Linked DNA regions of Homo sapiens: region 1 is linked to region 2. The links are chromatin loops, found by intact Hi-C in ENCODE. Cell type or tissue: heart left ventricle. All regions are shown on one strand. Links, peaks and the distances in the headings refer to the core of each region. The heading gives the core; the rest is flanking DNA.

Region 1 (7,460 bases), core at 1,974-4,473, 120 kb before region 2:
ATCCATGGACTCAACCAAGATGGCAGTATTTGCATTTCAGACAGCAGGACAAAGGCAGGCATGAAGAAGAAGGGGAAAGTGTGTATACACAATGCCTCTTAAGTGGGTTTCTAAGAGCTGCCCCTAGACACTTTAACCTACTCACACTGGCCAGAACTCAGTCTTATGGCCTACCTAGCTGCAAGGGAATTTGGGAAATATAGTCTTAATCCCAAGTGGCCATATGCCCAGCTTAAAATTGGGGCTTTAATGTTATCACCACAGAAGAAGAGAAGGGTAGATACTGGGAGATGACTAGTGGTTTTCTGCAACACTGATATAACCCACTTTTTTCCCCTCTAATCTACTTTCCAAAGATAAATGTGTTTAGCATTCCATCATGTCAGCCAACGGCATAGCTAAGTTATCATGCTTTGTCATACACTCACCCCTATGAACTTAGGGAAATATTTGGAGAAAAGATTTGCTACAACCTAGAGAGGATGATGAGACATCCTGGGATTTCAGTCACCTGTGTTTCTCCCATTTCTGCCACCCGCTCCAGAATCTTGAACATAATGGATAGGATATGCTAGCTAGCTTTTGGAGACAGGAACCATGTCATTCCTACAATGGTTCCATAATAAACGTCAATGGAATACAGTAGAACTGGCCTGTGATGTAATTTAGAGACTACTTCCTGTGAATGAGGCAATATGTACAGGAATAGAATGTTATTTATGCTATGGGAAAGGCCCATGGGGCTTCAGACTTAGGTTTAAGGAAAAAGGAATCCACCAGCTGATTATACTAGATCCCAGGGGACTAAGGATAGTAAACAGTCATAAAGGAATTGGGGCTTCAGAAATTCCCAAGGTTAGGAAGGACTAAATCCTGTTTTGGAGCAGACAGTGGCAGACTCCCTGGACGTTCTTGCCTGACATCAATCAGTCTAGGGACTGGTGGTCCATTAGGCCTCTGCAAAGAAGGGACCTGAAGCTTCCCTGCCCCAGCCTTACCTGTCATTTACTGCCAGGCTTTCCCAGACACAGGATGGTTATTCACTAGGAATACAAATGAGGGTCCTTTTATGTTTCCTAGCCTGCAGGCCCATTAGTTAGCAGTAAAAAGCCAAAATGTTTAAATCCTAAAGTGAAACCTCCATGCTGTGGTATTCTGTCTTGTTAAAAACAAGTAACTTTATGGTTCTTTGATCAATAAATAGCATAAGGGTATAGAGATAAAGGAAAAGAACATTAGCATGAAGACAACAGACTAAATAAGGCCCCTGAATTACTCAGAGGGGTGGAATTTCAACCCTGGTAGATTTCCCTGGTAACTATGTAGGAGAATTGTTCCAGACTTGAGGACTGTGATCATGCAGGTTTGGCATCCGTGTCAGCTGACACTGGCCCCATGTTTGGCCCCATCCTCTTGGGCCCTTGGCTTGTCAGGGCTCAGTGGTCACCATGCCAGTGAAGGTCTCAAGCTAGGACTTCACCCTCCTACGTGAGACTGCCTACTTGGCCTCTCCCTACAGGCTCAACAAAGCTTCTAAAACCTATACCCAAAGTCAACCCTTGAGTTCTCCTCAAGCCTGCTTTTCCATCTCGCTAAATGGCCAGGAAATCATTCTGCAAAGTGCTCAGCTTGACAGCCTCAAAACTATCCCTGGCTCCCACTCTCATGTCCCACTTTCAAATCATCAGCAAATCTCACTGGCCCTGCCTTCAAAGCATATTCAAAATCTGACCATCTCTCATCACTTCCACTAGTCTGGGTTGCCATCCCTCTCACCTGGATTACTACAAAGCCTCCTACTTGGTCTCGTTCCTCCCCTCTTGCCAAGCCACCCATCCCATTCTTTTTGCCACACAGCAGCCAGAGGAAGCCTTTTAGAACCTAAGCCACGTCATGGTGCCCATTGGTTCTAGACCCTCGAGGGGCCTCCCCATGTCATACAGAGTAGAAGCCACAGTCTGCCCAGGCCCCCAAGCCCTCTGTGACTTGCCGCAGCTCTCCCATGGCACCTCCTACACCCGCTCCTGTGGCTAACTCTGCTCCAGCCTCCCTGCTACTCCACAAAGGAGGTAAGCATGTGTCCGGCTTTAAGCTGTGCACATGATGCTACCCAGGCAGCATTTCCGCCAGCTATCAGCAAGCTTAGCTTCCTAAGCTCTCATTTCTGATAAGGATGGCCCCTTATCAGAAAGCTTCCCTGACCACCCCTTTAAAATCCAGCTTTACTTTTCTTCATAGCACTTATCCCCACTTGACAAAATATATATTTATGTTTTACTGTCTGTCTCTCTCCACTGGAATGTAAGTTCCATGGATACAGGATTTTTCCTTCTGAGAACAGTGCTGGGTACAGAGAAGACACATATTTTTTACATGAATAATGTGGGCACATTGTCCAATTAACGTGTACCATAAGACAAGACAAACAGTAACAACTGTAACAAAAATCCCAGTCACCTGTATGAATATGTATAATGTCTTTTTTCATTACTAACCTTTTAAAAAAATAAGGAAAGAGGAGGAGGAAATTTTTGTCGGTTGGATGAAGAGGGGAGAAAATCATTTACTTAGAACCATGTTTCGGGCACTCTTCTAGGTCTGGAGGTAGAGAGTCAAGATAGATAAGCTCCCTGTTTTGTGCAGCTTATGTTAGAGAGGAAATAAAGAGGTGGAGGTGGACACTGAAGAAGCTGGGAATCACACCATCAGTAAACAAACAAATGAACAAACAAGATAATTTCAAATAGTCGTGAATAATATACATGTTCAAGAAAACTTACTGGAAATTACCAGTAAAAATATACCTGTTTTATGCATGGGACTTATCAGTCTCTTTTTCCCATTCCACCCCCAAAATCCTGCACTTTCAATAAAATATATAAATATTCATACTTGATATTTATTAAAACAAGCTGCTTATCTTAGAGTAACTACTTTGTAACTTCTATTAAATGATGAGCTGTGCTTTGTTGAAGACAATATCTCTTGTACATGGATGGATTTAGCAACTGATATTGTCCTTTGTCATATGCCCAGAAGGTACCCATTAGAAGTTAGCAGATTTTTCACAGGTCTTCAAAAGTGAATGTCTGGAATTCTTTCCAACCTAACCTTGAATCTTTGTGGATATTTCAGTACACTGCTGAAAAGTTACATGCTTTTATTTTAGTAGAGTTGGTGAAAATTCCATATGGATTCCTCCATTCACAAAACTGAATGAAAACACAGAACTCCTTAAAATAAAAATAGACACACTGGGAATCACCAGGGAAATGTTACTTATTCTCTGAGCATTCAGCTTCTGCTATCCCTAGTGGTGGGAACCCAAGCTGTCATTCCAATTTCCTATAAACTTGGCAGGACTCTGTGTCCATTTGGAATTGTAATAGCCCGGATTTCAGTTCAGGGAGGAAGGAAGGAGTCATTGCATTCCTCTGAAAAGTCCTCCAGCAGAATCTCAAGAAGCCAAAGCCTAAATGTCAGTGTTCTCCCAAAGGAAAGACATGGTTCCATCTGACGAGTTTACCTGGTATAACGCTCTATAGCCAATTCTGGCAAGCCCTCTTGGCTGGTCTTTTTTTGGTAATGTTGCTTGTTGCAGAAAATTCTGGTTCCTGCATTAGGTGTTTTCTTTTTTCAGTTATGAACAGATTTTTCATACTAAATGCCCTAGACATTTCAGACTGGAAGTTCCAGGCTGTGTATATTCTTGCTGTTCATTCTCCACTCCTGCATGCTTCCTGATTTAGAATGTGGGAGCTGCAAGAAAGGCCAACCAACTCGCCCTCCCAGCTCTCATCACCTGTGGTCACAGTCAGACAAAGGAGTTGAATCCTGTTAAAGTGGGGGTCGGGCTGGGGGGTGGTGGGGGGGCGCGGAGTGTAGACCTCAGGCAGAGACAGAGTGGGAGGCAGGAGATGCCTCTAAATGGCCCAGGTGAGAGGTATGTTGTGGGGAGTGGAAAACTCTAAGGCTTGCGGAATCCTGATCAAGCCCTGAGTCTATGGCTCCTACTTCCTTCTCCCCCATTTTTGGTTCCAAATAAGTGATTTGCTTGCAAACGGATTCCACAAGCAAGTCATTTCCTCTTCCTTGGGGGACAGCAACTGTGACGAGAGGGAGGAAGGAAGAAACACACACCTCTTCTGAACACCCGGGATCGTGGTAAGGTCTTTGTGAGCCTTGGTGAGCCGCAGCCTCTTCATTCCACAGCATGCAGCATAACTATGGAAGGATTCAAAAATTTTGCTTTTAAAATTATTGGGCTCCAAGGAGGTGATGTTGAAACAATTCCTCAGAAATGAGAAAATCTAACATACAGATTGTTTCCAAATGAAATAAAGCTTTTAACGAATACTAAACTTAAGAACTGATGGAGTTGATACAATCGGTTAGCTATTATAGGCATTTAATCCACTAAATTTGGGGGGTGGGGTTCTTTCATTTGTTGGAAAATATATTTATATTTTGCTGTCTAAGTCTGGGCCCAGTGGCTCACGCCTATAATCCCAGCACTTTGGGAGGCCGAGGCAGTTGAATCACTTGAGGTCAGGAGTTCAAGACCAGCCTGGCCAACATGGCGAAATCCCATCTCTACTAAAATACAAAAAAATTAGCTGGGCGTGATGGCAGGTGCCTGTAATCCCAGCTACTCAGGAGGCTGAGGCAGGAGAATCGCTTGAACCTGGGAGGCAGAGGTTGTAGTGAACTGACATCGTGCCACTGCACTCTAGCCTGGACGACAGAGCGAGACTCTGTCTCAAAAAAATAAATCAATAAAAAATAAATAAATATATTTTGCTGTCTATATAGATGCATATCATATATAGGATTTTATATATACTATCTATGTAACATTTTTTCAGGGCTAAATATTGCTATAGGCCCTCAAAAACCTGTTGGCCCTGAGCCCTGTGCCTGCAGAACCTAACAGATACAGTAGATTGTGAAGTAAATGTAACAGAAAAAATAATGTAAAAAGTTATTGCAACCCCAGGCTAGTGAATGGATTAACATGACTAGGAGGCCAGTTCTGTCAAGGCTCCTTGCCAACCCTAAGTCTCCAAGAGAAGCCCTGGATTTTTACACCCAGTCCTCTCCAGCCTTGCTGTAGGAAGCAGTCATCCCACCAGAGAGGTTTCTATTTCAGACCCACTCTCAGTCCCTTGGGAGTCTCCTCCAGGCTGTCCTTCCTAAACCACTTGAATCTCGATTTCTCCCACAGCTGATTTTTTTTTTTTCAAGATGTTAGCAATTCCTGTGGAACCATCTGGATGTTATTAAGAAAGTGTCCCGGGTCCTCTGAGGCAGCTGGCTGCGGCCTCTTGCCTTGTTTCCTGTGTCCTGGATGTCTAAGTTGACTTTCATAAGAAATTTGGAATATTAGCTTAAAAAAAGAAACAGTCAATATTTTTCAGGCGTTGAGCTCTTGCAGCTTAATTTCCCCGGCTGGGACTTTGCATTTCGAGTTCCCATCTTTGGCCCCTGCTCTGGGAAGGATGAAGCACGTCTGTTTTAAAAACAGAAAGCACCAGTGGTCGGGGTGAACCAGAAATCCAGTCTTCCCCACCCTCCCTAGTCAGCCTCACAAAAACTTCCTTATGTCGCTGCTGCTGCTGCTCAGCCACTTCCATACCCCCAGCCCCCGCTCCCAAGTGAGACCCTGAGTCTCTGTCCAAATGTACATGCTATTTAGTTCAGCTCTATAGGGCACTCTCCTAGCCTCCTTGAGGCAAAAAGAACAAATATCAAATAACAGAAAAATGGCTGAACAGATGACAATGATTCCGTGGTTAAGAGGGGTAACTGTGAATAGGTGGGACAATAGGAGACACCAATTTACCCGCTTCCTAACCACTAGCCAGGAGCACCTGGGGCCTGAACAGAGACGCTCCCATGGATTCATTTTACTACTTAGAGCCTGCAGATGGGGTTGGGGCACTGGCTTGCCTCACTTCCCGTTTATTACCCAAACTCAACAGCCAAGCTTTGGGTTCTTAGCCTTGACCATTTGCTTTCCCCACTAAAGGGGCCCATGGCCCACCTCTTCTTCTTTGTTGTTCTTAGACCTTCACCACCCCCACCCCCGACCAACTTGCATCTCATCACCCTTTCAATTTCATTAATAAAGTTAACACTAGTTATTTGGAAGATTTTTAAGACCCCCAATGCTATTAAATCAGACAACGTGATTAAGGACACCCACTATACCTAGGAAGTGCAAGCACAGAATGACTTTTCCAAAAGACAAACAGCCTAACTTTCTGTCTCTGATGCTGGTAGAACCAAGAGAAAATTTTGAACGGAAGCATACAATTCACTCTCCATTGAGGATTCACTCAAAAAGGAGGTAGAGATATGCCTTAATATTCCTAATATCCCTGTCACAATCCACAGGAATCTACAACCTCCTATCTGGTTTGCCATAGACACTCAGTAAGTGGTCTCACCAACCCCCATCTTTTTATTTTGAAAAGCTTAAGCTACAAAAAAACTAAAAGAATAATACAATGAACTCCTATATGCATTTTACCTAAATCACCAACTGCAGTTCAACTTTGAGCAACATGGGGGTTAAGACCCCCACACAGCCGAAAATGGAGTATAACTTTTGTCTCCCCCAGAACTTAACTACTAAGAGCCTACTGTGGGCTGGAAGTCTTACCAATCACATAAACAGTTGATTAACACATATTTTGTAGGTTAAATGTATTATATGTGGTATTTTTACAATAAAGTAAGCTAGAAAATAGAAAATGTTAAGAAAATCATAAGGAAGAGAAAATATATTTACTATTCATTAAGTGGAAAAGGATCATCACAAAGGTCATCATAAAGGTCTTCACATTTAGTAGGCAGAAAAGGAAGAAGAGGAGGGAAGAAGAGGAGAAGGAGGAGGGAGGGAGGAAGGAGGGGGAGAAGGGAGGGGAGGAGGGAAGGGGAAAGCAGGGAGGGGAGGAGGATGGAAGGGGGAAGCAGGGAGGGAAGGAGGGGAGGGGGAAGCAAGGAGGGGAGAGGGCGAAGCAGGGAGGGAAGGGGGGAAGCAGGAAGGGGAGGAGGGGAGGAGGGAGGGGAGGAGGGGAAAAGAGGGGTTGTCTTGCTGTCTCAGGGATGTCAGAAGTGGAAGTAAATTCCAAGCATAACTGGACCATAGCAGTTCAAACACCTGTTATTCAAGGTTCAACTGTATTACAATATTACCACATTTGCTTTCTCCCAATAATTTTTTCTGATACATTTGAAAGTGAAGCACAATGATCCCTAAATATTTCCTAAAAGGTAGAACATACAAGACATTTAACATTGAAAAAAAATTACCTAATAGACAGCTCATTCAAATTTCCCCAATTGTCCCAATGTCCATTATAGGGTTTTTTTGTTTTTGTTTTTTTTTGAGACAGAGTCTCACTCTGTCGCCAGGCTGGAGTGCAGTTGTGCGACTTCAGCTCACTGCAACCTCT
Region 2 (7,460 bases), core at 2,021-4,520:
TCATCTCTGTCGCATAAAACAATGCACTTGGAATTTGTGACAGTCTCAAACAGTTAACTTTCACAGCCCTGAAGTGAATTGCTGGTTGGATATGAACCAGATTAAAAAAAAAAAAATCAAAAACATGTTGGGTGATTTTAATCTGGGACTCTTGCTTCCAAGATTCTAAAGATAAAAGTCTCATTTGCATACATCTAGCCCCAAGACAACCAACCACATATCAGCCCTTTCCACATGCCCCACACAATGTGAGCCATGCCTCTAGCAACAGGGAGGAGCTAGAGACTTGGGGCATAGGCGGATGCGGAAGGTGTGGAGGTGGGGGCAGAGGGAAACAAACCTGGCATTAAAGTTTCAATTTCTTAAATTTGTCAGATTTCTTAAGCCTAAGCTTTCATTTTTCTTTTAAGACCTTTGGAGCCTGTGCAACTAACTGTATGTGGTCAAATTCTATTCATCCTTCAAGACCCAGCCTAGACTCCTCTTCCTCCAGGAAGCCTTCCCTGACCTCCAGGATAGTCTAGGCACCTGGGCTCTACTTTCTCTATTAAAACTTGAACCTCATTATACTAGTTTTTATTGCCTGCTTGTGCATCTCCATCACTGCGTCACACCCTCTGAAGTGGCGGGAGCTGGAATGTCAGTGCCTAACCCATAGAGGACAAAAGCTAATCCACTGAGCTAAACATGGAAACAGCTGGCCCAGTCCCACTCTTCCCAAATCTGAGATGGCTCATGGCGGGCAGGCTGAAGGCAGCTCTCCGAAGCGGCTCCAGTGAAACTTTTCTTCTGCCTGTTGTTTCAGGTGTCCTGTGTCACATCCCCTTTGGGACAGGAAGTGTCCTATGTCACTGTTTTCTCCTCTTGTTCTGATATCAAAGGCTTGACCAGGGAGTTCCTGAGAGAAGATCAGGGGGCTTGGGTTCAGTTACCCACCACCTGCTAGAACAGCGACTTGGCCCCACTGCCAAGTAGGGAACAACACACCCTTTATTAAATAACAACATAATACATAATGCTCACTCCATCCGGTCATTTCAGCTCAGGGATCAGCTTTAAAGTCTCACCAGGGTGGGACAAGCAGAATGGGCTTCATGAGAGGCAGGAGATTTGTGGATGCAAATTCTTTGGATTCCGTGGGTTTGATAGTGGGGCAGTTTCTTGACTGTTCTATCCCTTCCCAAGAAGACTCCAAACAGAAACTGTACCCAACTGGTATCCATGACAGTAATTGCAACTCAAATTGGTGAGAAAGTCACTTAACAGCCAGAAAACGCAGGAGTGATTCCCAGCTCCTCTCCTTCACCAGCCTGGAGCTCCGTAGGTTATTTATCCTCTTGGAGCCATAGTTCCATTTGCTATGAATGGTGGTTAATACCTTTTAATATAGATAAGTGAGCATATTGTAAGGAACATATTATATATCATGCAAACATTTGTTATAACTTTGGGCTCCAAGTACCATAAAACTGTGATAGGATTCAGGAAACCACTCCCTTGAATGGATCAACAGCAGGAACTGAGAGAGTGACAGAATGGGCTTGCCAAGAGATTACAGACCTGACTGAAGAGACAGCACATGAACATCTGCCGACAGTTCATCACAGACTCAGTCAAGGATATAAAACTTGGTGGGGCCAGGTGGGTACGCAGAATAGGGGCAGATGCTGTGGATCTTTTTCTTGTCTGCCATGGGCGGGCCCTGGCATTCAAAAGTTGAGTAGTTGATATGGTGACATTCTTCCCCCAAGGGTCCTATTGGATTAAGACTGCTAAAGTTTTGTACCTAACAGCCTGCCCCCACCCCCCGCCATATATGTGCATACCTGCTGACCGTCTGCAGGGAATGTTCAGTAGACCTACCAGCTCCCCACCTGTCAGCTCCTTCACATCCTTTGTGTCTGAGTTCAGATGGGCCTCCCCATTCTGCTTCTCTACTACAGCATCCTCACCATTCCCTCCATAGCGGGTTCCCAGTGGATGGCCACATGTTCCTGTTTTACATCTTGGCGGTCTCTTCCCATGGACCATAAACCGCAAAAGGGCAGGGCCTTGTTTGTTGTGTTTACCCAGTGCGTGGCCATGAACTGCTCAACAAATGTTTATCGACTGAACATACAGATGGATGGATGAATGAGTGAACAAATGAACTGATCAAAGGAAGGACTAAAGAGAGGGAAGAATTGCTTCTCAACACTGGGAGATATACATTCAGTAAAAGTAGCAGTATTCTGGTGGAAAAATTTGAGGCTAAACTTCAGGATTATGAATCCATGGTTTTATTAATACCTGTTTGGAGAAAATGACAGAGAACTCTTAACCAATTCATCTGTCCTGGTGGTTTGTGCAACTTAAACATTGCCTTCTTAAGTCTTTGGAGGGGACCATGGAGCTGACCAGTCTCCCAAGATGACCTTGTGTGGCCCCAGGCAAGGCTGGACAGGCAAGCGTCTCTACCGCCACTTGAAACCTTTAACCCAACTCCAACGGGGCTGGAAGGGCCTAGAATCTTGAGAGTAGCTCCCCTGGGAATGAGCTCACAGAATTACTATTCCCCTCGACTGCAAGAGCCAAACCGCTGAGTATGCACCATCCAAACTCAAGGCTGTAGCTCACTGGGCAAAAGGGAGGTCATGGTGCAGAATGCTGGATGCCGCAGCCCCTGGAGAGGGGATAAAAAAAATCAACCCCAAACACAGCTAAGCTTTGAGGGACGTGATGGGTACACCTGAGGCTTTGCTGCCCAGCCTTAAGAAAATGTTTATGAAGAAAACCAGAGGGGAAAGAAAGAGGGGGGAGGTCGATGATTAAAAATACAACTAGAGCCACAGGAGAGGAAATGTCTCCGCTATGACTCCCAGCAGGTCACTATTGTGGATGAGAAGTAATACCACTTGAAAAGCGCCAAACAGGAAGGAATGGCGTGAGGGGGGAAATGAGAGCTCGGACTAGGCCAAAAAAAATTTTTTTGTTTAAAAACAAATGTCCTTTCGAGCAAAACTGTTCTATAGGGAGATACCTCATCACAAGTTTCTCTCTCTGTTTTAGAGCATTTTCTTCCCTGGTGTGCGTTCTTTTTGACTTTGGCAGGGAGGAGCAGGCCCTCTCTGCTTCTCTCCCCCTTTCTTTTTCCTGTTTTCTCTTTGGCCACCTCACAGGCTTCCTACACCTTCTGGATTCCAAGAGCATCCTGAGGATATTTACTCGCAGGAAGCTAGGCAAGGAGGGAATTGACACAGTCATTAGGTGACATGAGCCTGCTGACAAGCTGCCAGCTCAGCCTACTGGATATATAACTGAAAAGCCAGCGTTTCACTCAAACTAGGTCACCTCCAAGCGCTGTGGATGTCAGCGGGGAGTTCACCACAGACCGAGAACTGAGGAGCCAAGAGGTTAGTGGTTTCCCCTGGGGACAAGCGGAGGTCACACAAGGGGAAGACAAAGACAAACAGGGGAATTTGTGAGAATGGACAAAGCGGAAGACTGGGAGTGAGGCATCCATAGGCAAGTGGATTTCTAAAAGCAAGCCGTAGAGATCTGGCCGTTGAGGTCTGAGCAGGCCACGGAAGCATATCCTGTGCCACTTATGTGGCATTTGGCACTCTGTTTTCATGCACTCACTTCTATTTGCTTGCTAAGTATTCTCTCCGTTGAACTACAAAAGTTCCTCCAAATAAAGTGTCAATTCCTTGTGTCTATTAATATTTTGTCGTGTCTTCAATTTCACCAAATACTGAGCCAGACCCAAAGCTGACATTTAATAAATGCCTGATGATTGTGCGATTGTGAAAAAAAAAAAAAAAACAGAGTGAATCTGATGAACACATGGACTACAGAGTGAGTCAAACTTGAGTTTGACAGTTGGCTCCATTTGTTGTTAGCTGTATCCCTTTGAGTAACCTCTCTAAGCTCTGCATGCGTCAGGCTCCTCATTTATAAAGTAAGGATGTCGTATTGCCCATCTCATCTGGTTCTTGTGAGGATTTGGAGAGGAAGTATGTATTATGGGCCTGGCACAAAGTAAAAATTCAATAACTGTGGACTATTATTAAATTTCAGTTACTATGACCACTGTGGTTGATGATAGGCCACTCCCTGGCTTTGGGTTTTCCTGAGAGCCTCCAGGCCTGTCTGGGTTTTGCTCTTAACAGAACACCTGAAAAGTACCCAGCCAGGGTGCCTAAATCTGCCAACCTGGCAGACTTAGGATGAGAGCAGCAACAGGTGCATCGTGTCCAACTGAAGACAGACTCCCTTCTGAATCGGTGATAGGCTGGCAAGATACACCAGTTTTCAGCAAGGCACTTTATGTCATCTGTCACTTCACCCTTGTGGTTAATGACAGAGGAAATCAGATGATAACACAACTAAATGGAATGTTAACGGGTGGAATATCCACATGAGCACTGCTCAGACTGTGCTCTCTACAACATTTATATACAGGTTATCATGGCAGGGAAGGGGAGAGCCTCATGGTCAGTTACGTTTGGAAAATTACATCTAACAACTTCTTCTCAGAGTTTGTGATATGCTCATAAGCATCATGAGCCTTCCAGAAGGGATTACGGTAGACAGCACTATCTAAACATATTTGATTACAGGGCTCTGGTTGGTTTGGGGTTGTTTTGTATAAATTTAAGAGGTACGAGTGCAATGTTGTTACATGGATATATTGTGTAGTGGTTAAGTCTGAGCTTTAGTGTATCCATCACCCAAATAATGGATGTCGTACCCATTAAGTAATTTCTCACTATCCACCCTTTTCTCCTTCCTCACCCTTCTGAGTCTCCAGTGTTGCTCACAGGGCTCTGTTATTGAGTATCCTTCAGGCTGGTATTCTTCAGAATATGCTTTGAACCAGGTGTCGTGGCCAGTGCCTGTAGTCCCAGTTACTCAGGCTGAAGCAGGAGGATCAAGGCCAGCCTGGTCAATATAGCAAGACCATGTCTCAATCAATCAATCAATAGCCTGCCAAAGGTGACCTCAAGAGAGGATATTGAAAAAAAAAAAAAGGAATATGCTTTGAGAAATGCTCATCCATGTTCAAAGGAGATGTGACACCAACCCTGGCAGGAGTAACTGAGGGGCATGTCGTTGGCTCTGTCTTTGACCCTGTCTGGTTCAACATCATTAATTTGCTGGCATGCTGATCAGATTTGAAGATGACCCTAAACTAGGCAGGGAGTCTGAGAGGGGAGATGGTATAATCAGGACAATGGACTAACAAGATACTTTATAGAAATAAATAACAGGAACAGATCCCGCATACATAGTCCAGAAACCACACAAACCATCCAGGATGGTGGAAGATAGTACATGTGAAAAAGACTCATGTAGTACATGTGAAAAAGACTCAATGTAGTACATGTGAAAAAGACTCAGGACTCTGGTGACTGTGGAGAGAGAGAGAACAAAAAGCTGGCAGCCAGGCGCGGTGGCTCACACCTATAATCCCAGCATTTTGGGGGCCAAGGTGGGCAGATCGCTTGAGCTCAGGAGATCTAGACCACCCCGGGCAATGTAATGAGACTTTAACTCTTAAAAAAAAAAAAAATCAAGAACATTAGCCAAGCATGGTAGCATGTACCCGTAGTCCCAGCTACTCGGGAGGCTGAAGCAGGAGGATCACTTGAGCCTGGGAGATGGAGACTGCAGTGAGCCAAGATTTTGCTACTGCACTCCAGCCTGGGTGATTGGGTGATGGAGTGAGACCCTGTCTCAAAAAGAAAGAAGGAAAAAGAAAGCTGGATCTTTGATAAAGGAATCTGAGCCTTTGGATTAAGTCTCACCTGAAGACACTGCTACCCTGCTGCCCCCAGCCCTGTAAATACACCAACGAATTCTGTTTAAATTTTTTTTTTAATCTGCAACATAAACATTCCAAACTGACAGCACTATTAAGTGTACCAAGGTTTCCAAAGCAGATATTACACTTTTAGGAAGAACTGAAAGAAGCCTCGGGTCAAATGAAAGACAGACAGCTTACCCTTCCTGCTGGTCAGGTGGCTTTTTAGCTTGTACATGATTCTGGGTACCAAAATTAGAGGGATACAGACATACTAGGAAAAACTATCAGGATTACGAGGATCCCTGAAACCATGTTCCATGGAGACTTATGTAAAAATAAATAAATAAAAGAGACTCAGGGCCAGGCGCGATGGCTCACGCCTGTAATCCCAGCACTTTGGGAAGCCGAGGTGGCGGGTGGATCATGAGGTAAGGAGTTTGAGACCAGCCTGGCCAATATAATGAAACCCCATCTCTACTAAAAATACAAAAAATTAGCTGGGCATGGTGGTGGGCACCTATAATCCCAGCTACTTGGGAGGCTGAGGCAGGAGAATTGCTTGAACCCAGGAGGCGGAGGTTGCAGTGAGCCGAGATCGTGCCACTGCATTCCAGCCCAGGTGACAGTGCGAGACTCCGTCTCAAAAAAAAAAAAAAAAAAGAGAGACTCAGATAAACAAGAGATCCAAAAACTTGAGAAGGTCTAGCCTTCCAAACAGAAGATCTGTGAGGGATATGGCATTCCATGAGGAATCCAATGCTTTTTAATCTTCTACAGCCAACAGACTCTCTTGAAAAACTGTTGAAAGCTATGGGAACTCTCCGCAGGGAATTGTACATGGAAACCAAATTCTACAAACATTTTTAGGGGATTGCTGCCCCTCCACCACCACTGCCAAAGCCCATCCACAGACAACCCCCGTAGAAGACCAAAACCAGCGTTCAGAGCCTCGGGATTAGGCATCACCTGTGTAACGCCCACCCCTTGCCAAAGTCATAAACCAGAACCAATGGATGGGTGTCATATGGAGGTGAGCATCGGCTCAGTAAAAAGACTTCCTATCATGCCTGCCATCTGGAAACAGAAAAGGCTGCCTGGCATGTAGGGAGCTTGTCATCACTGCAGGTTTTCAATAAAAAACTGAATTAGCATTTTCAGGAAAGTCATAGAGAGGGTTCAGTCATGCCACTAGACTAAATGACCCAAGGCCTTTTAGGACTTTGCTACTTAAAATGTAGTCTGAGGGCCAGTAGCATTGGCATCATCTGGGAGCTTGTTAGAAGTGCAGAATCTCAGGTTCATGTCTTAGAGCAGTGCTTCTTAAGCTCTGACTCATCTGCATGTCAGAGCTTAAGAAGCACTGCTCTAAGATTTTCTAAGGGGAGAGAAATAAAAATATTCTGGTCCCTCAGCAGCAGTCTTGCACCTATGCCTTCAGAGAGCTGCCCTTTTAGCTTTATGTAAGTTTGGATTTTAGAAGTGAGGGCCCTGCTATAAAACCTCATCCCACCCTCTACCATGAGTTACTATAACACTAACATGAGTTAGCTATCTTCTCAAAGGTTGCTCATGGAGAACCTAGGGGAAGAGTGGAATAATTCCTGCTTTGTCTCTAAGCCAGTTCCTGAACTTCTACAAGGAAATAGTAATTTAAAAATATTTATCCTCATGA

The links. A loop is a pair of places that touch in the nucleus more often than their neighbours do. Peaks named below come from ENCODE experiments on the same cell type or tissue, not always from the same donor. Only the 100,000 strongest peaks of a DNase experiment are listed, where the experiment ranks them.
Region 1: a loop joins it to region 2, with 2.7 times the contacts of the local background. A loop is called at or near these places in 25 of 110 quality-filtered maps.

The regions. Positions count from the first base shown.
Region 1 is chr5:142,539,030-142,546,489 of GRCh38, reverse strand. No RefSeq gene overlaps it. Among named protein-coding and RNA genes, the nearest start is that of FGF1, 140 kb to the left of the region's middle. In heart left ventricle, for the core only: a CTCF peak has its summit at 3,319; no DNase peak of the experiment used is centred there; H3K27ac peaks cover 1,954 bases.
Region 2 is chr5:142,422,291-142,429,750 of GRCh38, reverse strand. The region is part of intron 3 of SPRY4-AS1 (SPRY4 antisense RNA 1); the gene reads right to left. Among named protein-coding and RNA genes, the nearest start is that of SPRY4-AS1, 100 kb to the right of the region's middle. In heart left ventricle, for the core only: no CTCF peak of the experiment used is centred there; a DNase peak (open chromatin) is centred at 3,340; H3K27ac peaks cover 1,959 bases.